Linked DNA regions of Homo sapiens: region 2 is linked to region 1. The links are chromatin loops, found by intact Hi-C in ENCODE. Cell type or tissue: ascending aorta. All regions are shown on one strand. Each heading gives the region's core, and the rest is flanking DNA. Links, peaks and the distances in the headings are about the cores only.

Region 1 (5,379 bases), core at 111-5,110:
AAAAAAATTAGCCAGGCGTGGTGGCAGGCGCCTGTAGTCCCAGCTATTGAGAAGCTGAGGTAGGAGAATGGCATGAACCCAAGAGGCTGAGCTTGCAGTGAGCCAAGATCGCACCACTGCACTCCAGCCTGGGCGACAGAGTGAGACTCTGTCTCAAAAAAAAAAAAAAAAAAACCCAAAAACACAACAACAACAACAACAAAACTTAGCCAGGTGTGGTGGCGTATACCTGTAGTCCCAGCTACTCAGCAGGCTGAGGAGAAGAATTGTTTGAACCTGGGAGGCAGAGGTTACAGTGAGCTGAGATCGCACCACTGCCCTCCAGCCTGGGCTACAGAGCTAGACTCTGTCCCTCCCACCAAAAAAAAAACCCAAAAGACAGTTGTTAAACCGTTAAACCAATTTCTTCCCAAATCAAACAGCTAGAAAGGAGGGGGATGTCAGAGTTGGGACTCCTTTCTAATATGGAAGTTCATGTGCTTTTCACTGAGCAATTTGTTCCTTGTGTTCTCTCTAATAGGCCTGAAGATGTGCATTACATTAAGAATTTACATTTAAGAATATAACATTTACAGAAGATAAAAAAAATTTTTTTAAATACACTGATGTACACTTTTTGCTTTAAAAAAAAAGATGGATATGCGGAAATTTGTAGCCTGATTGTTGACTAAGTTGAGGAATCTTTTGCTATGTAAGAAAATAAATTCCACAGTTCAGTGGGTTAGATACACAATTTTTGGATTTGACAGCTAAAATTATTTGTTCCCTCTGAATGCTGGTTTTTTTTTTTAAGTGCTTTTCTTGGCTTGGTATAACTGGCCTCTATTATTAATGTCCACATTCACTTTTGGACTAATATTTCATTCTTAGGCAAACCAATGTCATTAAAATAGAAGAAAGAGCTCTTATAGAGGCTCTACTCTGCTCCCCAGGTATCAAAGAAGGGCATCTTCAAGAGGGAAATTAGAGTGAGAATTCAGAGAATTGAAAAAGTGAGGAAAGTATAAGGGAAGAGTTTCTCAATCTTTTTTTTTTTTTTTTTTTTTTTTTTTTGAGATGGAGTTTCGCTCTTGTTGCCCAGGCTGGAGTGCAATGGCGCAATCTCAGCTCACTGCAACCTCCGCTTCCTGGTTCAAGTGATTCCTGCCTCAGCCTCCCAAGTAGCTGGGATTACAGGCACGTGCCACCACGTCTGGCTAATTTTTTGTATTTTTAGTAGCGATGGAGTTTCACCATGTTGGCCAGGCTGGTCTTGAACTCCTGACCTCAGGTGATCCACCTGCCTCAGCCTCCCAAAGTGTTGAGATTACAGGCGTGAGCCACCGTGCCTGGCCAGTTTCTCAATCTTTTTAAACCTTTGCCCTCTTAGATAAAACTGCACTTCAACTTCACACATGCTCCATCCTCACCCAGCTGAGATTCTGACATAGATTTCCAGGGTCATATCATCCTCAGTGGTTTGCTGCCAGCCAAGATTCATGAAACTTCACATTTGGCACTTTGTATTACTTTAAAATTTTCCAGTAGAAGTTTGTGTTAGGATATTTAACATGGCTTTTTGAATGACACTCCACCTCTGCCTCTCCAGTCCTGCAACAAAGAGAGCACTTCTCTTCCTTTGTCATTTTCCCTGTGGTCTCTTAGGACACGCTAGGTCCCCTGCTTCTCTTCTTATATCCTCTCCTCTCCCCAAGGGGAGTTTCTTCTGCATATTCATAGTTTCTGCTCCTTCTTTTCCTTGGCTTGGCCATCCTGGACACAAACCTAGTTGTGATGGCAGCACACTCCATGGAGCTGGTGAGAGCCCCACCCCTTCTGAGTTGGGACAGGAGCTCCCCGGGTGCTGCTATAGCCGCCCAATGCAGCTGCAGACCCAGGCCTCCTGCTCTACAGAGCAGGCAGGAACCCCACTCTCCTGGGTGGGGCTACAGGAACCCAAACTGTAGCTGTGGATTCATCTGAGCCTCCCTGTGCTCTTGGGGGAGGGCTGGCAGCAGGCAGGATCTGCCTTTCTGGGTGAGGGTGTGGCTGCAGCCACCCTCCTAGATGCGGGAGCCAGGTGTCTCTGCAGCCTGCACCCTCAGCAGCCCCAGGAAGGACCCCCTCCGCTGCCCTGAGCCACCCACTCCTCTGAGCTGTTCTAACACTAAATAAAACTCTTCTTCTCCACCCTGCGCTTGTCTGTGTACCTCATTCTTCCTAGATGCAGGGTGAGAACTCGGGCAAAGGTGCTTCGGCCGCAGAGGTTTCCCACCAGAAAAATTGACACCCCAGAGATCCTGTAACACTTGGACATCAGTGTCTGCATCCTTTTGTTTTCTGTTCTTTCTCCTGCTAAGTGACCCCTTTTCTTGTTACTTTTCCATTCAAGCTGCTGGCAGAAAGAAGCTGTCTGGCCATGTTCAGGCTAGAAGTCACAGTCAGCTCATACCTGCCTAGGTCAGAGGCTCCATCCGGTCCCACATCCATAAGAGGCTGGTGGAAAACATGCTGCCTAACCCCACCACTTTGACAAGTGGATGTCAGTGGGCAGGGCCCATGGAGCCTGCTCAGCAGAGCACTGTTGTTCCTGGAGGCCATGCTGACTGCAGCAGTCAAGGCTTTAGCTGCTTTACCAGTGCTCCCCTCCAGAGCTCCGTGGCAGGGTGAGTCATGCTGTGGGAATCTCACACTGGAAATGGCCAAAAAGCTTCTATTTGCTTCAGTGTTAGTTTCTTTCTTTCTTTTTTTTTTTTTTTGAGATGGAATCTTACTATGTCACCCAGGCTGGAGTGTAATGACTCGATCTTGGCTCACTGCAACCTCCGTCTCCTGGGTTCAAGCAATTCTCCTGTCTCAGCCTCCTGAGTAGCTGGGACTACAGGAGCCTGCCACCACACCCAGCTAATTTTTTGTATTTTTAGTAGAGACGGGGTTTCGCCTTGTTGGTCAGGCTGGTCTCGAACTCCTGACCTCAGATGATCCACCTGACTCGGCCTCTCAAAGTTCTGGGATTATAAGCATGAGCCACCACGCCTGGCAATGTTAGTTGGTTAGCCTGAGGAAACTGACACTTTTCTGAGGGGTAGCTAGCATGGCAAGAAATTAAATGAGCATTCTTCTTCTTCTTTTTTTTTTTTTTTTTTGAGACGGAGTCTTGCTCTGTTGCCCAGGCTGGAGTGCAATGGCGTGGTCTAGGCTCACTGCAACCTCTGCCTCCCAGGTTCAAGCTATTCTTCTGCCTCAGCCTCCCGAGTAGCTGGGACTACAGGTGTCTGTCACCGCGCCTGGCTAATTTTTTTTATTTTTAGTAGAGAGGGGGTTTTCACCATGTTCGCCAGGCTGGTCTCGAACTCCTGACCTCAAGTGATCTGCCTGCCTCGGCCTCCCCAAGTGTTGGGACTACAGGTGGGAGCCACCGCTCCCAGCCAAAATGAACATTCTTTAATATTGCTATGACCTTAAATCCTCATCTGGTATTCCTTACTGTGATAAGGTGGGGGCCAGCTGGGCCACCACATATAGCTGTGTAGGTTGTGACTTGCGCAACTCCAGGCCGTCCCTTTTCACATTAGCATCTATACCCTAGCCTTACTTTTATCCCCCAGGCCATTCCTACTTTTCCAGCCACATGGAAGAGAGAACATAAGCAAAAAAGAAGTCTCATCCTTCTCCTCGTTCCTCCCATTGAAAGGTCCTTCTCCCTTACATGCACCACGTGGCCCATTGCATGCTCTCTGTGCTGTGAGTGTGTCCTGGGCCTAGAGTAAAAAACGTTTCGTTTTTGGAAGTGAATTAAGGAAGTGCGCTCGAGTGGCTTCTTGACTTTAGTATCTGGGAAAGTTATCTTCCTAGAGGTGATGAAGGTGCTAAAAAGCAAAGTGGAAGATATGTGGATAACATACCTGACATGCTTTTAGCCCTGCCAGCCCTGACATAGGAACAATCACATTACCATTAATGTGAGGACAAGCAGCCTGAATCAGTGTGGCCCAGGATAGACATGACCTAATTTGGAAGCTAAAATGTTGTTTTACAAAAAGGCCTGAGGCTCTCGTATCCCTCCTCTCCAGCATCGTCAGTTCCTTTAGAAAAGAGAAAGGCAAAGGTTGATGGGAATGCTAGTGGAAATGGAATCAGGTTAGCCTGGAAAGAATTCTATGCTTCCTTTGCACTATTTTATGTACAGTATCTGTGTCTGTTTGGTTGACAACAAGGAAGGAAGTTGCTTCTCCCTATTATTCCTTATCAGTTCACATGTCTCTGTTCCCTGAACATTCCCAGTACTTTCTGCCTCAGCTATAAAGTTCTCTGCTTTGAATTCTGCCATATTCAATGCTTAGCAAAATACAATACAAAATTCTTTGAATTCTGCTAATTCAATGCTTAGCGAAAATGTAAAAAACTTTTTTAGTATAAAATCTTAAAAAGTACTCAATACTACTTAAAAAAGAGAGAAAATAGAATAGTATAATAATATCATACGTCCAGTAGTGGGTTGAAAATGTTATGCCCATGTCCTGATGCTGAAAATTTATGAATGTGACTTTATTTGGAATGAAGGTCTTTGCAGATATAATTAAAGATCTGACAATGAGATCATCCTGAATTATCTAGTGGGCTCTAAATTCAATGATAAGCATTCTTATAAGAGACAGAAGCAGAGAAGACACAGACACAGAAGAGAAGGCCATGTGATCACGAGAAATGGATTGGAGTTATGAGCCCGAGCCCATGGCCAAGAACCCTTGAGGCCACCAGAAGCTGGAAGAGGCAGGAAGGATTCTCCCTTAGAGCCTTCAGAGGGAGCAAGACCCTGTTTTGATTTCAGACCTCTGGCTTCCAGAACTGTGAGACAATAAGTTTCTGTTGTTGTAAGCCCCCCAATTTGAGGTAATTTGTTACAGCAGCCTCAGGAAATGAATACATCATCACCTAGATTCAAATTCACTATTTTGCCACATTTGCTTTACTTCTGTCTCCCTCCCTCACTCCCTCCTTCCCTCCCTCCCTCCCTTCTTCCCTTCCTTTTTTCCTTCCTTCCTTCCTTCCTTCCTTCCTCCCTCCCTCCCTCCCTTCCCCCCTCCCTTCCTTCCCTTTCTTAATGAAGTGTTTTAAAGCAAATTCCTAGTATTATATAATTTAACTCCTATATACATCTACATATATCTCAGAATTTACAAGCATTTAAAAATGTAACCCCAATGCCATTATAACAACCAACTAATTAACTAACTAAAAATAAGTATCTGGTATCTAAAATATCTTTTAATATTTCTCTTTAACACTATCTCTGAATCTTACTAGATTTTCACTCCTCTTTGAATTTTCCTATATTTTTGAGCTATCTTTCTAGAAAGGAACTGCCTAGGATTAAATGCACCATTACAGGTTTGGGCT
Region 2 (5,379 bases), core at 274-5,273, 75 kb before region 1:
ACAACCATCTAGCCATACAAACCATCTAGAACTTTACTAAGAATAGTATTCAAATATGAAATATCATAGGTAGAGATGAATAAGGCTTTTGTTGTATATGATTCAAATCTCCTACAGACCATTTTAATAACCAGTATTTCAATAATTATTGAGAGAAACTCAGAGTTCACATGCAGAAATGGTTCTCCAATCCTTACAAGATTTCACATAGCTTTTACTGAGTCAAAAGTTCCATTCTCTTTTTAGCAGCAGGAAGGAAAATAAATTATTACAAGTGACTCAAAACAAAGCAATTTAACTGTGCTTCATTAGTGAGATGTTTTCAGAGCATAGCAATAAAGATATGTGTGATGTTAAATCTCATTACTTATCCAGTGGCTTTATTAACAGGGTTGATCTTGACCTTGTTAATTTATGTTTGTCTTTTTGGTGATAGATAACACATTATCTTTAGTCATAATTTTAGATTAAGGAATAACCACAAACTCATCAAATTATTTGCTTGTAAAATTAAAAAGACGTACAATCTTTATTTATTTCTCAAATAAGTAGGTGGTTGGATAAAAGTAAGGCTAAAATGGGGCCGGGCGTGGTGGTTCACGCCTGTAATCCCAGCACTTTGGGTGGCTGAGGCAGGCGGATCACTTGAGGTTAGGAGTTCACTTGAGGTCAGGAGTTTGAGACCAGCCTGGCCAATATGGCAAAACCCCATCTCTACTAAAAATACAAAAATTAGCTGGATGTGATGGCGTGTGCCTATAATTCCAGCTAGTGAGGAGGTTGAGGCATGAGAATTGCTTGAACCCGGGAGGCAAAGGTTGCAGTGAGCGAAGATTGTGTCACTGCACTCCAGCCTGGGTGACAGAGTGAGATTCTGTCTCAAAACAAACCAAAAGTAAGGCTAAAATGAAAATTGTCAAAGTCAACTCATAAAAATTATGTGTATGTATGCGTTATTTTTTATGTGTGCTATTTTTTATTTTATTTTTATTTCCATCTCTAAAGTGGCCTAACATAGCAACCTTAGTACCCATGAGAATACCCTAGTATACCCATTAGAATTTGTCTCTAATGTCCTTTTCCTCTAAAGGGACTTAATATCTTGAAACAGTTAATATTCAAGACTCTGAATTTTTTTTTTTTTTTTTTTTGACAGTGAGCAGGATTCTTTCAAAAGTTCTGAAAAAAAAAAAAAACCCATGATTTAGAAGACTTTTAATGGTCAAGTATGACAATCTGAGCACTAACAAGAAAGGAGGGGTGAATAAATATAGAGTGTCTCCTAGATCTAATCCCAACACAACACAGTGCTTGATGGTTTCAACATGGATCGGTATGGATTCACTTGACCACATCCTTCCCATCAGATAGTTTTGAGAAATGTATCAAAAATTGTTTTTATTGTTAACATCATTATGTGTCTCACTACTTCAGCTTCATCCTTCTGTCTTATGATTCTTATTATTGCACGAACAATAATAACACACACTAAGAAAAATATCTAACATTTTTTGAGTATTTGCTGTAAATACTCAAAGCGTATTATTTATTTTACATGAAGTTGGAAATTAAAGCACAGTGAGGTTAAGCAGCGTGCCCAAAATCACCCAGCTGGGAAGTGCAGGTCCAGGCTGAGGGAACCTGGACTCCAGAGGTAATGCTCCTAATACTGCTTCCTTAATTAGGGAAAGAAAATACCAAATATTCCAGCAGTACCTAACTTGATTTAGTAGACACTCTATTCCCTTTTGGTATTATGCACTTTCTCAGGGGAAAAGTAATCCGAGGAGATAAAAACTTTGGTGAAGGAAAATGTTAAAGATAAAGCAAAACAGAAAATTTCAACAAGGCAGAACTTTGTCTTGGACTAAACATTCAGCTGAACCTAGTGCTGTAAATTTTTAGATAGTGCTACCGCCTCAAGGCAATATGCAATTGCTGTGTTTTCATAATCTTAAAAACTCAGTAGTTATTCACTCAGTGGTATAAACTACCAAGCACAGAAAAAGGAAAATGCATCACAATGTTAAAAGAATGAGTAAACTGTATTTTACCTCTAATATCTTATATTTTCAAAGTGTTCAACAGTGAATGGGCATCACATTTATAATTAGAAAAAAGCTATATTAAAAACAAAGTTCTTATGAATAAAGAAAGAGAGAACTCATCTTATGCTCAATCACTCAAGGATGGAAAACTAAACTTCTCTAGGGCAGAGAAAACTATCCGAAGTCTTTCTGGAAGACTGCACGTGTCAGGAGCAGAGATGCCTGGTTATCCATTTCCATAGTCATGATGCCCCCACACACAGACTGCTATCAGCAACAACTTTGTATAAGCTGCTCCCCATCTTTTACTCTCCAAAGGAAAGACCTGCAGTGTTAGGTTTCCTCCTGCTCCCAACTGCCCAGCCACTGAGCCATCTGCCTTCCTGCTCTGATTTCTGAACCAAGAAGGCTCAACCATGGGACTAGGACCCGCTGATGTTTGACAATCACTGTGAGATGCATCACAAGTAACTTGTTAATAAGGTGCTCATTAAGTAAGTCTGTAAAAGCTTACTTAATAAAGTCTGTGAAGGTCTTAATAAATGCTTAATAAAGCCTGCAAATGGCTTATTTAAAAATATAAATAAAAACAGGTTCAAAGCTATCCCCTGTAGACTGCCATTTTCACATGACTTCCATTCCAATGTACATTCTTGGACGGCATACTGAGAATTGCCCACAATGCTGAGAACCCCTGGGGGACTGACAAACGTAGGCATATTATTTGACATGTGTGCTGCAGTGGGGAACAAAAAAATGTTGAAAACTGCCACAAGAGTAAGCAGAAGCTGCAGCATCAACCCAATGGCCAATTAGGAACCAGAGAACGAGAAGAACCCAGAGATCCCCGCTTACTCACCAGGAGAAAGAAGAGTAAGCAGGCCAGCAGCCCTGCCACTCACAGGGCTGTCCCAGATTCACAGGCAATGGACTCCAGGTGGAGCTGGAGGAAGAGGCCCTGGCAATCTACCAGTACCTCTCCTTTCTCTCAATTCTTTCACTCCAGTCCTCTCTCCCTATGACAACAGGAGGAACAGCTTCTCATGCTGACTCACAAGAATGCCCAACTACATCAGGTTGGTGTAGGGTCCATTCATCCAGTCTGGGACCACACACCACCTCTGGGTGTATAGCTCTGGCAGTACAGGAAATGAAACATCCCGACCTCACAACTTTGCCTAGGATAGAATTCTCTTCCACTAGTTACCTGCATAGAATCTGCAGCTAATGCTGCTCCATAGGTTGTGCAGTGAACATTAAAAATGTGAACTTTGTCAAAGACTGGTGACCTCCTGGCTGGACCAACCATTACTTATCTCATGTAGTCCTAAGCAGCTACAGCCTCTGCCTGTCAGCCAAAGGCAGTAGCAGCCAAAGCTGTAAGGGTCCAGAGCTACATTTGTACTGCCATTACCCCCAAAAGCCACATGACAGCACAAAGGCTATCATTATGTAACAATTTAATGCAGAAATTAGAGGTCTCAGAGGGCCCAGACTAGAAGCACTAGAACCACCAGTGATGTGACAGACACAACCTGAGGACTTTCTACCCACAGACTCATCTACCTAGGCACAGCTCTTATAATAAAAGTCTATATCCATATCTTTCATTATATTCAACTATAAAACATCTACATCAGGTTGGTGTAGGGTCCACTCATCCAGTCTGGGACCACACACCACCTCTGGGTGTATAGCTCTGGCAGTACAGGAAATGAAACATCCAAGGCACTTACTATGTACAAGGCATGTGCCAGCTGCTTCGAGAAAGGAAGAGGGAAGAAACAAAAGACAAATAAGACAAGGGGCTCTGCTCTCAAGGAGTTTGCAGTCTAGAGGGTATGATAAGCCATTTGTACAGATTCTTCACGGACATTGAACTGGTCACTGTCTTTATTCAGAGCAATAAGTTTTGACCACACGGCTGGAGGCTCTACCTCCAATCGTGATATCTTCTGCTTTGTACTCTAGTTATTGGGGGCTGGCCCTTTGCCATCTTAGACATAGTATATACTCACTAAATGTTTGTTGTACTACTTAATTATATTTATATTAATTGGATATAAAGTTACTAGGCTTTAGTTAGCATAGGGGATTCATAGACTGCCAATACTACTTAGTCGTAAATGATTTCTGAGGAAATGACTGGCTGAAGCTAGTGACACACTGTGTTCAATAATATTAGGTTTCTATACTTTTATTTTTCTTCCTGAGGCAACTGACTTTATTATCCCCATACTTATGCTGGGGACTCTTGTTCCAGGGTTTACCATCCTGGAGAGGATGAACTTGAGGGCTTCTCTGTTAAAATTCAGAATAGAGAAATATTTTTACTTGCATATCTGGTTCTCTGGCATCCCTTACATGAATATATTTTACCCCAGAACTGTTTACTTGGGAAATCTTTTGGTTTTTGGCATTCATTTACTGACCCACTAAAATTTGGAAAATATATTTAGGATATTTAACAGAAGCATTCTAGTTTCCTTTGAATTTATTATTTTCTTTTAAAAAGTTTTAAAATATACCATACAAACCTAAATGCCTGTGTATTTACTTGTGTTTTCTTTTTTTTTTTTTGAGACGGAGTCTCGCTCTTTCACCCAGGCCGGAGTGCAGTGGCGCGATCTCGGCTCACTGAAAGCTCTGCCTCCCGGGTTCACGCCATTATCCTGCCTCAGCCCCGCAAGTAGCTGGGATTACAGGCGCCCGCCACCACGCCCGGCTAATTTTTTGTATTTTTAGTAGAGACAGGGTTTCACCGTGTTAGCTGGGATGGTCTCGATCTCCTGACCTCGTGATCCGCCCGCCTCAGCCTCCCAAAGTGCTGGGATTACAGGCGTGAGCCACCGCGCCCGGCCGTGTTTTCTTAAATAAGGGATTCATGCATGCTTTCTTAGAACAGTTTTTGATCCATTTATTCAATTTAAGTTTTTGTGTATAGAAATACATAAAAGCAGGCCGGGCATGGTGACTCATGCCTGTAATCCCAAAATTTTGGTAGGCCAAGGCGGTGGGGATCACTTGAGGCCAGGAGTTTGAGACTAGCCTGGTCAACATGGTGAAACCCTGTCTCTACTAAAAATACAAAAATTATATATATATATCAGGATGCTGAGAGAGGAGATCCAATGGCAGTGTGAAAGTAACTAGATTTCAGATCGCTTACATGCTTCCAGCAATTTGCCTGCTTCAATTACCAGGTAGTTTTCTTTTCTCTTTCCTTTTCTTTTCTCCCCTAACCCCCTTCTTTATTAATCTTAATGCAATATTTGACTTAAATATCTGCGTCCTGGATAGGCCTGGCCATGAGTGTTAATGACATGCACCT

The links. Peaks named below come from ENCODE experiments on the same cell type or tissue, not always from the same donor. Only the 100,000 strongest peaks of a DNase experiment are listed, where the experiment ranks them.
Region 2: a loop joins it to region 1, with 2.8 times the contacts of the local background. A loop is called at or near these places in 1 of 110 quality-filtered maps.

The regions. Positions count from the first base shown.
Region 1 is chr6:18,040,782-18,046,160 of GRCh38, forward strand. No RefSeq gene overlaps it. Among named protein-coding and RNA genes, the nearest start is that of KIF13A, 56 kb to the left of the region's middle. In ascending aorta, for the core only: a CTCF peak has its summit at 2,598; DNase peaks (open chromatin) are centred at 1,150 and 2,630; H3K4me3 peaks cover 1,240 bases; H3K27ac peaks cover 5,000 bases.
Region 2 is chr6:17,965,313-17,970,691 of GRCh38, forward strand. The region is part of intron 2 of KIF13A (kinesin family member 13A); the gene reads right to left. Among named protein-coding and RNA genes, the nearest start is that of KIF13A, 20 kb to the right of the region's middle. In ascending aorta, for the core only: no CTCF peak of the experiment used is centred there; no DNase peak of the experiment used is centred there; H3K4me3 peaks cover 633 bases; H3K27ac peaks cover 4,894 bases.